Regions from separate parts of the Homo sapiens genome. Here region 1 is linked to region 2. Evidence: chromatin contacts called from ENCODE Hi-C or POLR2A ChIA-PET data. All regions are on one chromosome and are shown on one strand. Each heading gives the region's core, a stretch centred on a gene start or an enhancer-like site at or near the end of the contact. The rest is flanking DNA. Distances are from core to core; before and after follow the strand shown.

Region 1 (5,352 bases), core at 848-3,347, 39 kb after region 2:
GCTGCTCTGTGCCCATTGGAGCATCCCTGCCTCACAGCTCATCTGCTGATGTATGATGCAGCTGACTCATCCCAAACTTGTGGCCTTGGCAAGTAGGACCCTCTCAATCCCTATCCGCACTTTCCACACAGAGGAAGCCAGACAGCATTGTGTATTGATGGTTTGTTTCCATCTCACTAATCAAGAGGCTGAAAGCAACAAACTCTTTTTTTTCCTCTATCTCAACTTTTATTTTAGGTTCTGAGGGTACACATGCAGATTTGTTAGATGGGTAAATTGAATGTTGCTGAGGTTTGGTGTACCAATGGTCCCATCACCAGCGATGGATATAGTCTGGAGGGCCAGACTCCAGGTTTCTTGTGGCTGAGGAATACACTCCTGTCTTGCTGAAGCCCTCCCTATGGAGTGAGCTCTGTGGACCAGCAGCTTGGGCATCGCACAGGAGCCCATTAGACATGCTGAACGTCAGGGCCAGCCCCAGGGCTTCTGAATCACGGTCTGCATTTTAACAAGATCCCCGGGTGATTTCTGTGTACAGGATGGTTTGAGAGGCACTGGTTTAAGCCACTATTTTTTTTTCCTGTTATTTGCAGCTGAACCCAATTCTTTCTTTCTTTCTTCTTCTTTTTTTCTATAGGGCTTTTAAAAAATGTTTCCTCACTGTTTTGACAATATCATGAAAAAAATTCAGTTTAGAATCTGGAACTGACCTGGATGAGATTCAGGGGCAGCTACATGGCAAGGGCGGCACAACCTCTTTGATTCCCTCCCCACGGTGGGAGCTAAGCTACTGGTAATGGAGGCGCCGACAGGCACCAAACCAGGAACTAAGTTAGTGTCTCAGGCAAGAAAGGGGAGGCGAGGCCGGAGCCACTGCGGGGACCCTCCTGGTTATAGTTAGTTGTCTCTCTCCCTCCCCACACTGGCGACATGAAGACAGGCAGGTGGGTCAGGTGTTCCAGGACAGAAAAATAACCAGCAGTCAGCCCTCAGGCTCACACCTGAGCTTCTGGTCAATCCCCTCGGCTGAACCCGCTTCTTGTGGATAGAGTAGATGATGTCCAGGTGGGGTCACTGAGAGAGTGGGGCTGGAGAAGGGATTTCTGAGCGGCTCACTCATGGGCACCCTCACCTCCCTTCCCTGCATGCAGGCCTGACTTTCTAGAAAACCCTCATTTCTAGAATGAGGGGTGTGGGAGCCTTGGCTAGAGCTGTTCTGGGGCCCAGGGTCTCAAAAAGCAAGGTTCCTGTCCCCTGTGATTGCCTTGCTCCGGACCCCTATGTCTCCAGCACCAAGAGTGTCAGGGTAGACGACGGTGTGGAGCTCAGTGGAGGCGGATAAGGGGGCTGTAGTCATTTTGAAACCTTACGGTATTATAAAATAGATCATCCTTCCTGGAAGCCATGGCCTTCTGTTTTTAAACACAGGCGTTTCTAGGCTGAATTTCTGGGGCCTCCTCTATGACTCAGACTTGATTGCCTAAGAGGGTCACAATCTTTGGTACAAAATTCCAAGAAGGGTCCCTCCCAGCACATGCACATCCACATCCACCCAGGTCTTGTACACCAGCACCTCTCAAACTTTAATGCCCAAATGTATCCTCTGGAGATTTTGGTGAAAGGCAGTCTGGCTTGTGGCCTAAGACTCTGTGTCTCATAAAGCCTCCTGGTGCTGCAGCAGCTGCTGCTGCTGCTCTGAGAACTACACTTTAAAAGGCAAGGTTGTAGACTCTCTACTAACAGCTAGTGGATATTTCTTAGTTACAGCCTCTCATCTTCAAAACCTGACCCCACAATTCCAGACACTCCAGTTAGAAAGGTCAAATTAATTGTCATTTGTTACAGGATCTCACCACGAGTGTGGCTTCTCTTGGACAGGTGAGGGTAGAAGTTTCTGTTTCTCTTTGTTTTGCTTTTATTAATAACCTACTACACACAGAACTTCATTTTAGATAAAATCCTGGCCAAGACATGAACAGGTGTGTAAGTAACTCTGTGGACAGTGGGATTTACTTTCATCTGGGTTCCTGGTGGTGAATGATATCTCCATGTTTAGAGAGCACCTCTCAGTTTGATGTGGCAGTTTTTTGCTGTGGTTATGACTTTCAACATACTTCCTGCTTTTCTTGCAAAACAGAGAAGACTCACTCCTCTGTGGGAGGCCACAGCCCAAATGATTGCTGGCTTCTTCAAGGGCTGGAGCAGGGCTTGCAGGGGATTGCTGGCCTTCAGTGTGTGAGGTCTTTGGCCTTTTTCTACGTGAACATCAAGGTTAATCTATGTGGACTTGGCCTTCTGTTGGAGCAAGTTATTGCAATGCTGTTGGAGGAGCATGAGGTTCTTAGCACTTCTTAGCTTCAGATATCAAGGGAGATTCTTGTCCAACAACAACAGAAAATAGAGCCCAGCCATTTTTGTCATCAAGATTGCCAGGGTCGCATGATCTCAATGGCAATGCTCACACTTGCTAGAAATTTGGATTCATAAGCTTTTGAGTTAAACAGGGTCTGAGAATCCTTAAAGCTAACTCCTCTCTGTTTCAGAGGTGCAAACTGCTAATGAGAAAGATGCCAATCTGGTTCTTATTCTTTTTTTTTTTTTTTTTTGAGATGGAGTCTTTGTTGTCCAGGCTGGAATGCAGTGGTGTGATCTCATCTCACTGCAACCTCCACCTCCTGGGTTCAAGTGATTCTCCTGCCTCAGCCTCTGGAGTAGTTGGGATTACAGGTGCCTGCCTCCACACCCAGCTAACTTTTGTATTTTTAATAGGACGGGGTTTTGTCATGTTGGCCAAGCTGGTCTCAAACTCCTGACTTCAAGTCATCTACCTGCCTTGGCCTCCCAAAGTTGGTTCTTATTCTTTTGTTGTTTATTTGTTTCTTGTTTCTCTCTGAGAGTGTTTAGGATCTCCTTAGATTGTTGGTGCTCTGAAATTCCAAGAGGTTATTTCTATGGATCACTCTTTGTTCATTGTGCTCAGTGCTTGGGGTCTTTCAATCCAAAGCTTATATCTTTCTTCAACTCCGGGAGATTTTTTTCAATTGTTTCTTTGATAATTTTCTGCTTTCTGTTTTCCTTCTTCTCCTTTTCTGAAATTCCTGCAATGTAAATGTTGAGCCACCTAAATTGACCCTATGTATTTTTTTTCTCCAATTACCCATTTTATTTTGGTCATTTTACTCTGTATTCTGCAAGTTCTTCTTGAATTTTTAATGTATTTTTTCTGTCTTTGACTTTTGGTTTCAAAAAAATTGAATGTATTATATTTGTGATAATAAAAAGTAAATATATTTTAAAAGGGATTTAGAACAAACTCTTGGTTTTCAACTGCTCCTTTTTAATAGAAGATTTTTTTTTTTTTTTTTTTTTTTGACAGAGTCTCGGTCTGTCACCAGGCTGGAGTGCAGTGGCGTGACCTGGGCTCACTGCAACTTTTGCCTCCCGGGTTCAAGCAATTCTCCTGCCTCAGCCTCCTGAGTAGCTGGGATTACAGGTGCCCACCACCATGCCCAGATAATTTTTGTATTTTTAGTAGAGACGAGGTTTCACCATGTTGGCCAGAATGGTCTCAATCTCTTGACCTCGTGATCCACCTGCCTTGGCCTCCCAAAGTGTGGGTTTTGTTTTACGGACGTATCATCTTGGTTCTCCAAGAGGATAATTAGAGTTTAAGGTTTTTACTTAGTTCTTTTTCCTTTCCTTGTTCTACCTCCTCCAAGTTCATTTGTTCTGTTGACTTATCTTGGTCCTTTTCTTTTCCTGAGTGAATGGTGTTTGTGGCAGCTCATTTCTATTTATGCATTCTAGGTTGGGTTGTTAAGTTGAAGTAAATGGGGGACTGGGGTCCTTCTGCGAATGAGAAGGTGTGACTGTGAGCTCTCTGGCTGTGGAAGGGGGTGCTGATGGGTAAATCTTGCTTTCTTCTGTGAGAGTGGGAGAAGTCAAACCAATTCAAGGAGACCCCTGCTCTAAGATGTTACTCCCATGTTGGAAGCCTCAGCCCCTTCCAGTCAGCTTTTATTTGCTTTTTAAAAAGATTATTTCTCAAGGGTGCAAGGGTGGTAAGGGATAAAAGACTAAACACTGGGCACAGTGTACTGCTTGGGTGACAGGTGCAGCAAAATCTCAGAAATTACTACTAAAGAATCTATCCCTGTAACCACCTGTTCCCCGAAAACTATTGAAATAAAATAAAAATAAAAAAGGATTATTTTTCCAGCTTTTAAGGTAAAAGCTGCCATTTTCTGCCCATGGGATTAGGGAGAGGTGGGATGGTGAAGGCCAGTTTCCACAGCAGTTTAGGTCCAGTCATTCCATCAATCACTTCCTTTTATGCTCACCCTGGTCTTTGTACTTTCCAACCTCCAGAGGCTCTAACGTGAAGGACATCACCCCCTGCCACTGCCCTCACCAATAACTTCCACTTTTATTGCAACCCCAAAATGTGTTCTGAGCATCTAGGAAGCTAGAAATCAGCCTTCCTCATCAACTTCCTTAAAATTGGGGATTTAAGTAATACTTTTTAGAATCTGTCCACTCAGCTTCCAGGCCACATCCCTCTGACCCAGCTCCACCCCATTTCCATCCTTATTGTTTCTGGGGGAAGCCACTTGATGATGCCAAGTATTTTCCAGTTCTGCTTTTGACCGCACTTTGCAAAGTAGTGTATGGTATGATGCTTGTTCCTTCCTTGGTTTGGAAGACTTTTGCCTGTTTTCTCAAAAACAAATGAACAAAAATCTCTGGTGTTTTTTGGATTTGGTGGGAGGGAGAATTTTGAATCTGCTTCAAGTCCCACATCTTTCTCTGCCACCTCACACGATTAATATCAAGAAGCACAGACAACTCTCATTTATTTCCCACTTTCAGTGAAAAAGAAAAAGCACCAACCTTGCTTGTTTTGGTTCCATTTTGGTTTGTTCTGTTTGTTTTTAATAGCTGTTCACATGAATGTATTAACCTGGATGGGATCTTGATTTGACCTAGAGTCATACTAGGTGGCTGAGAGGACACTAGTCAGCTTCCTCTCAACTATGAGATGACCTAGTGGTCAGCCTTCAGGGTCTGGATTTTCCTCAGGAGGGTCCTTGCTAAAAGTGGCAGAGTCCATTTTCAGTCCAAGACAGAATGAGATGAAAGAGAGAATCAAGGATGTGGACCTGATTGCCTGGAGACCTGTGTTCTAGTCCCACCTGGCCTTCTTATCAACTGTGCAGGCTGGGGCAAGTGGTAGCCTCTCCCCAGCTTCATTTTCCTCCTCTGTAAAATAGTTGGGTGGGTCCTGATGTCTCCCAGATCGCTTTTACTTTCTAAAACTCCATGATTCCTTATAAAGTAGGCTTCTAAAGAGCA
Region 2 (4,902 bases), core at 809-3,308:
AGAGAGTCAACTGCCTCAGCTAGCCAAGTAGCTGGGACCATAGGCATATGCTACTGCACCTGGCTTGATTCCATTTATGTAAAGTTCTAGAAAATGCCAACTAATTTATAGTGACTGAAACAGATCAGATCAGTGGTTGCCTGGGGTTTGGGATGAGGGAAAGATGGATTATAAAGGGGCGCAAAGCAACTGTTGGGGATGATGAAAAAATTGGCGTCTTGATTTTGGTGATAATTTCATGGGTTTCCACATATGTTAAAATAAATCAGAAGACACACTTTAAATAGGTGCAGTTTATTGTACTTTAATTATACCTTGTGATAGCCAGTTTTATGTGCCATCTAGGCTAGGCTGTATTCCACAGCTATTCAATCAGACATGATTCTAGGTGTTGTAGATGTGATTAACATCTACAATCGGTTTACTTTATGGAAAGGAAATTATTCCTAATACTCTAGGAGGCCCGATTCCTCCTAGAGTTGAAAGGCGTGAATGCAGAACTGGTTTCCCTGAAGAAGAAATTCTGCCTGTGGATTGCAGTTAGCCTTTACCTGAGAGTTCCAGCCTGCTCTTCCCGATGGCTGCCCTGCAGAGTTTGGATTTCCCTAATCAGTCCCTACAATTGTGTAAGACAATTTCTTGCAATAAATCTCTATCTAGTACCTATTATCATCTTATCTGTCTGTCTATCTATCTATCTATCTATCTATCTATCTATCTATCTATCTATCTATCTACGCATCCATCTATCTATCTATCTGCCATCTATGTATCTATCATCTATCGATCATCTATCTTGCTACCTATCTCCTACATCCTACTGGATATCCTACTGGTTCTGTTTCTCTAGTGAAAGCCTGACTCATATGGATTTAGGTAATGGAAGTGGTTCTAAAAGAACAAAATCTTAAGGATGAATTTTCTGAATTGCCTCTCTCGTATGATTCAATTTAAGGCCAGTAATGACTCTATTTCCATTGGTAAAGAGGGCATGGAATGAGGTGGCAAAATATTCCTGGATATTCCTGATCAAATGCTTATTAAAGGTAAGGTTCTGGTGATCATGTATTTGATACCTTTGGGGCATTTAGTCAAAATAAGGTGTATAGTGAGATTGGCTGGTTGCTCCTGACTATGTTAGAGAAAGTGGAGAAGGAAAAGGATGAACTCAGGGCTTCAAATTGCCAGCTGAGCTCCACATATATGATCCAAAAGCTTCTATGTCTGTCCTTAAAGAAACCCTGTCTCTGTAGATGCAGGACTGGAATTTCTGAAAACCAAATCCTGAGTCTTATCCTGCAAGTGGCTGTATTACAATGCAAATTGAATTCACAACGTTGCAGGGCATCTTCTGATTTTATTTTATTTTAGACAAGGTCTTACTCTGTCACCAGGGCTGGAGTGCAGTGGTGAGATCATGGCTTAGTGCAGCTTCTACCTCCTGGGCTCAAGCGATCCTCCCACCTCAGCCTCCTGAGTAGTTGTAGTCCTGAATAGCTGGGACTATAGACGGGTGCCACCATGCCCAGCTAGTTTTCCTGTATTTTTGTAGAAACAGGGTTTTACCATGTTGCCTAGGCTGGTCTTGAACTCCTGAGGTCAAGGGATCCACCCACCTTGGCCTCCCAAAGTGCTGGGATTACAAGTGTGAGCCATGATGACCGGCCATAGGGTGTCTTCTGTTAGAGTGAAGGCATTGATTGGGAAGTAATGGGCTCTTCAAAATCAGAGTGGGGACATATGAAAAGATCCTAAGGAAGGTGGGGTCATTACATCCCTAAATATTGTTGAGTCTTCTTTGCCAGCAGAAGCAGCCCTTTTACTGCTGTCTGACCCACTAAATCCTAAGGTGGGGTGTGCACAATAGCACTCCATCATCAAATGGAAATGGTAAATATGAGACAGGCCCGAGCCAGCCTTGAAGGCACAAGAAAGTTAGCTGAGGAAGTGGCCCATATACCTATAGAGCTGATTCTTCCTACACTGCCTTCTCTGTCTCAGCCTGTACCTATGGCCTCATGAAGAATTCCCTGTGATTAGCTGAATGAGGAAGAGAAAAACTCAAGTTTGCTTATAGTTGGTTGTGCACAATATGCAGGCATCACCCAAGATGTTCAGGTGTAGCAATACATCTTCTCTCTGGGTCATTCCTAAACCACAGTGATGAGAAGAAATACTCCCAGTAGGCAGAACTTGGAGCATTGCACTTGGTTGTTCATTTTGCTTGGAAGGAAAAATAGGTACTTAAACTCTCAATCACATTATTTATAGACAGTCTCAGGGTTCAGTCCCACAAATTGCAGCCTGTGAACATTTGAATTTGCTAGTTGATTTCAGAAAGAAAATCTTAGTTCCCAATTTCTAATTTCAGTGACAATGATGTTAAAAAAAAAACTTTCACTCTTACTTCTATATAACATGCAGTATACGTATTCCATTTCCCACTTTTAGCAAAAAAGAGGAAATGGTGCCTGGCTACTTTTCACTTCCACTTGGCTGAGGACTGAATACTCATGACCAATGTCCCTGACAAAGTTTTTGTGTTTGTGTATACACCTTTATTGAGGTGTGTGTAAATAAACGTTCCACCAAAGAAACAAAACCAGAAGAATGGATATCTACAGCTATCGTCTATATTTATATCTATATCTATCTTTACAATAAGAAAGTCATACTTTCTATTAACATGATACAACTGAAATTGTGCTAACCTTTTCCCTGGAACAGGTTGCAGTGTCCTTGAGTGATAGTAGTTCTTTCCCTAGATACCTTGTAACTTAAATACTAGGACGTAAAGTCAATCACTGTTAATACATCTTATGTTAGATGATAAGAGTATAAAGAGGGAAAAACTCAAAAATATTTGCTTAATGCATATCTATCCGTACAAACATATAACAAAATAGAAAGAAATACTCATATATAGTCCTCATTTCTGCATCTGGTCATATGGTCATAGCTGTTTATATAACATAGCTGTATCTATTTATAGATACCTTCTTCCACTACCCATGACTTATTCCTTTTGCCCTCAGTAAGCACCTAAGCTTGCCATGGTTCTTTGCTTGGTGGGTGACCCCAATCTTCATTTCTGAAACCTGGGCCATTAGCAGTTCTTCCTGAACTCGGTTGTAGTTCTCCATTGACTTTAATCACAGGACATGGTAGTACTAATAGGTGCCCTAAGGAATCTCTTGTATTACAAATATACTTTGTCTTCTTCTATTGTGTAGTAGCAGCCCAATTTCCCTTTGGTAATCAGGATCAATCATCCCAACCAACACAGCACTCCCTTATTTGCCTGTTAATTCATAGGTAAGAGGAGCCCAAAGTGGCAGGGTGGCAGTTTTAACTTGTAATTCAATGGAATCATTGTTGAATCTCCTGGTGGAAGCATTCCTCCCTTTGTAACTAAGACCTGTAGACCAGCTGAGCATAAGGTCACAGGAACAGAAGCAAACATTTTGCTAGGGGATTACCTATGGTAATAGTGAGTGGTGCCACTCCCATTTCTATCTCCTGATTCCTGGACCGGTGACTCCTGGCTATGGAGAAACAGTATGTATATTGGATGCTGATTTACAGCACACACATCCTCCTGGAGGACGCTTCCCCAGTACTACAAGATATTGCCATCTGGCTGCCACCATAATTGAGTCTTCACAGGCCATTCCACTATTCTATCAAGCCTGCTGCTTCAGGATGATGGGGAATATGGTTAGTCCAGTAAATTGAATAGGCATAAGCCCACTGCCACACTTCATTTGGTGTGAAGTGAGTTCCTTACTCAGAAGTAATGTTATGTGGGAATACCATGATGGTGGAAAAAGTATTCTTCAAGTCCACAGATGGTATTATTACTATTTTATTTTTTATTTTTTGCAGAAGCATTGCATTCAGAAAAAGCAAATCCTTTTTGGTGGGGGGAATGGGAGGAAAGCAAATCTGTGTCCAGAGTAAGTGTCTATTCCAGTAAGAACAAAACACTGCCTCTTCCATGATGGAAACAGTCCCGTGTAGTCAGCTTACCACTAAATAAGCTGGCTGATCACTCTGGGGAATTGTCCCTATCAGAGACTCAGTGTTGATCTTTGCTTCTGGCCAACTGAATGCTCAGCAGAGGCTGCAGCCAGGTCAGCCTTGGTGAGTGTAAGTCCATGTTGCTGAGCCCATGCATAACTTCAATTCCTGCCACCATGGCCACTTTGTCCATGAATCTGTTGGGAGATGACAGGAGTGTCTGGAGAAAGAAGCTAACTGACTCACAGAGTGGATCATCCAAACCACTTGATTATTAAAAATTTCCTCTACTGAGTTCACCCTTTGGTGAACATTCACGTGGGACATTCCCCTGCATTCCCTTCTCTCTTATGGGATGTTGCTCAACTTCCTTGCTGAGAACCTTTGGGCTGAAGCATGGCTTCCAAGGACTCCTTAGGACAGTCCTTTTAAAATCAGAAGATACAGCCATATCTCAGTGAAGCTGGAGCCTGGGGTCCTGCGAGGGGAAAGGAATATGGGGAGTTAGAGGTACAGAGGATGGGGGTTAGGCGGCTGATGCCAGAAGGAGTCATGGGGGTGCCAGGCCTGGGCTTCTTTCCCTGGTCTCCTGGGCATCTGGGCATGGTGACTGAGAAAGCCCCAGGTGAGTGTAAAGCATTGGAATGGGGGCTTGAATTCAGAGGCCCAGCTAGGTCCAGCACTGTGGGCAAAGCTGGATTTGAAGAGTCTGGCATAGAAGGTATCTTCTCTGGGATGGATTCCATCCCCGGAACCCCTAAGGGAAGGGTTTTGTGTGGCAAAGGATCATGAAGGGAGTGCCATAAGCTTTTGGAGGTGTCAGCCAGACTCCAATTTGGACAGTGCCCATTACATACAGAAGACGTTGAGTCAGCAGAATTG

What was found. A loop is a pair of places that touch in the nucleus more often than their neighbours do. ChIA-PET counts read pairs that join two places held with the same protein, here RNA polymerase II (POLR2A). Pooled maps may share reads with other maps.
Region 1: a pooled map shows a loop between it and region 2 (2.3-fold over the local background). The contact joins two enhancer-like sites. A Hi-C loop is called at or near these places in 1 of 168 maps with a recorded cell type or tissue (aorta), 2 of 37 single-sample maps with no recorded cell type and 6 of 50 pooled maps. POLR2A ChIA-PET finds 5 or more read pairs at or near these places in 5 of 52 experiments (CD4-positive, alpha-beta T cell, CD4-positive, alpha-beta memory T cell, activated CD4-positive, alpha-beta memory T cell and 2 more).

Annotation. Positions count from the first base shown.
Region 1 is chr3:46,096,499-46,101,850 of GRCh38, forward strand. No RefSeq gene overlaps it. Among named protein-coding and RNA genes, the nearest start is that of XCR1, 72 kb to the left of the region's middle. RefSeq lists an enhancer at 1,142-1,251. Within about 2 kb of position 2,098, at least 21 of the 41 ENCODE cell types and tissues checked have a DNase peak (open chromatin) inside an H3K27ac peak, as active enhancers do.
Region 2 is chr3:46,057,198-46,062,099 of GRCh38, forward strand. It overlaps a transcript of XCR1 not described here. Among named protein-coding and RNA genes, the nearest start is that of XCR1, 32 kb to the left of the region's middle. Within about 2 kb of position 2,059, at least 2 of the 41 ENCODE cell types and tissues checked have a DNase peak (open chromatin) inside an H3K27ac peak, as active enhancers do.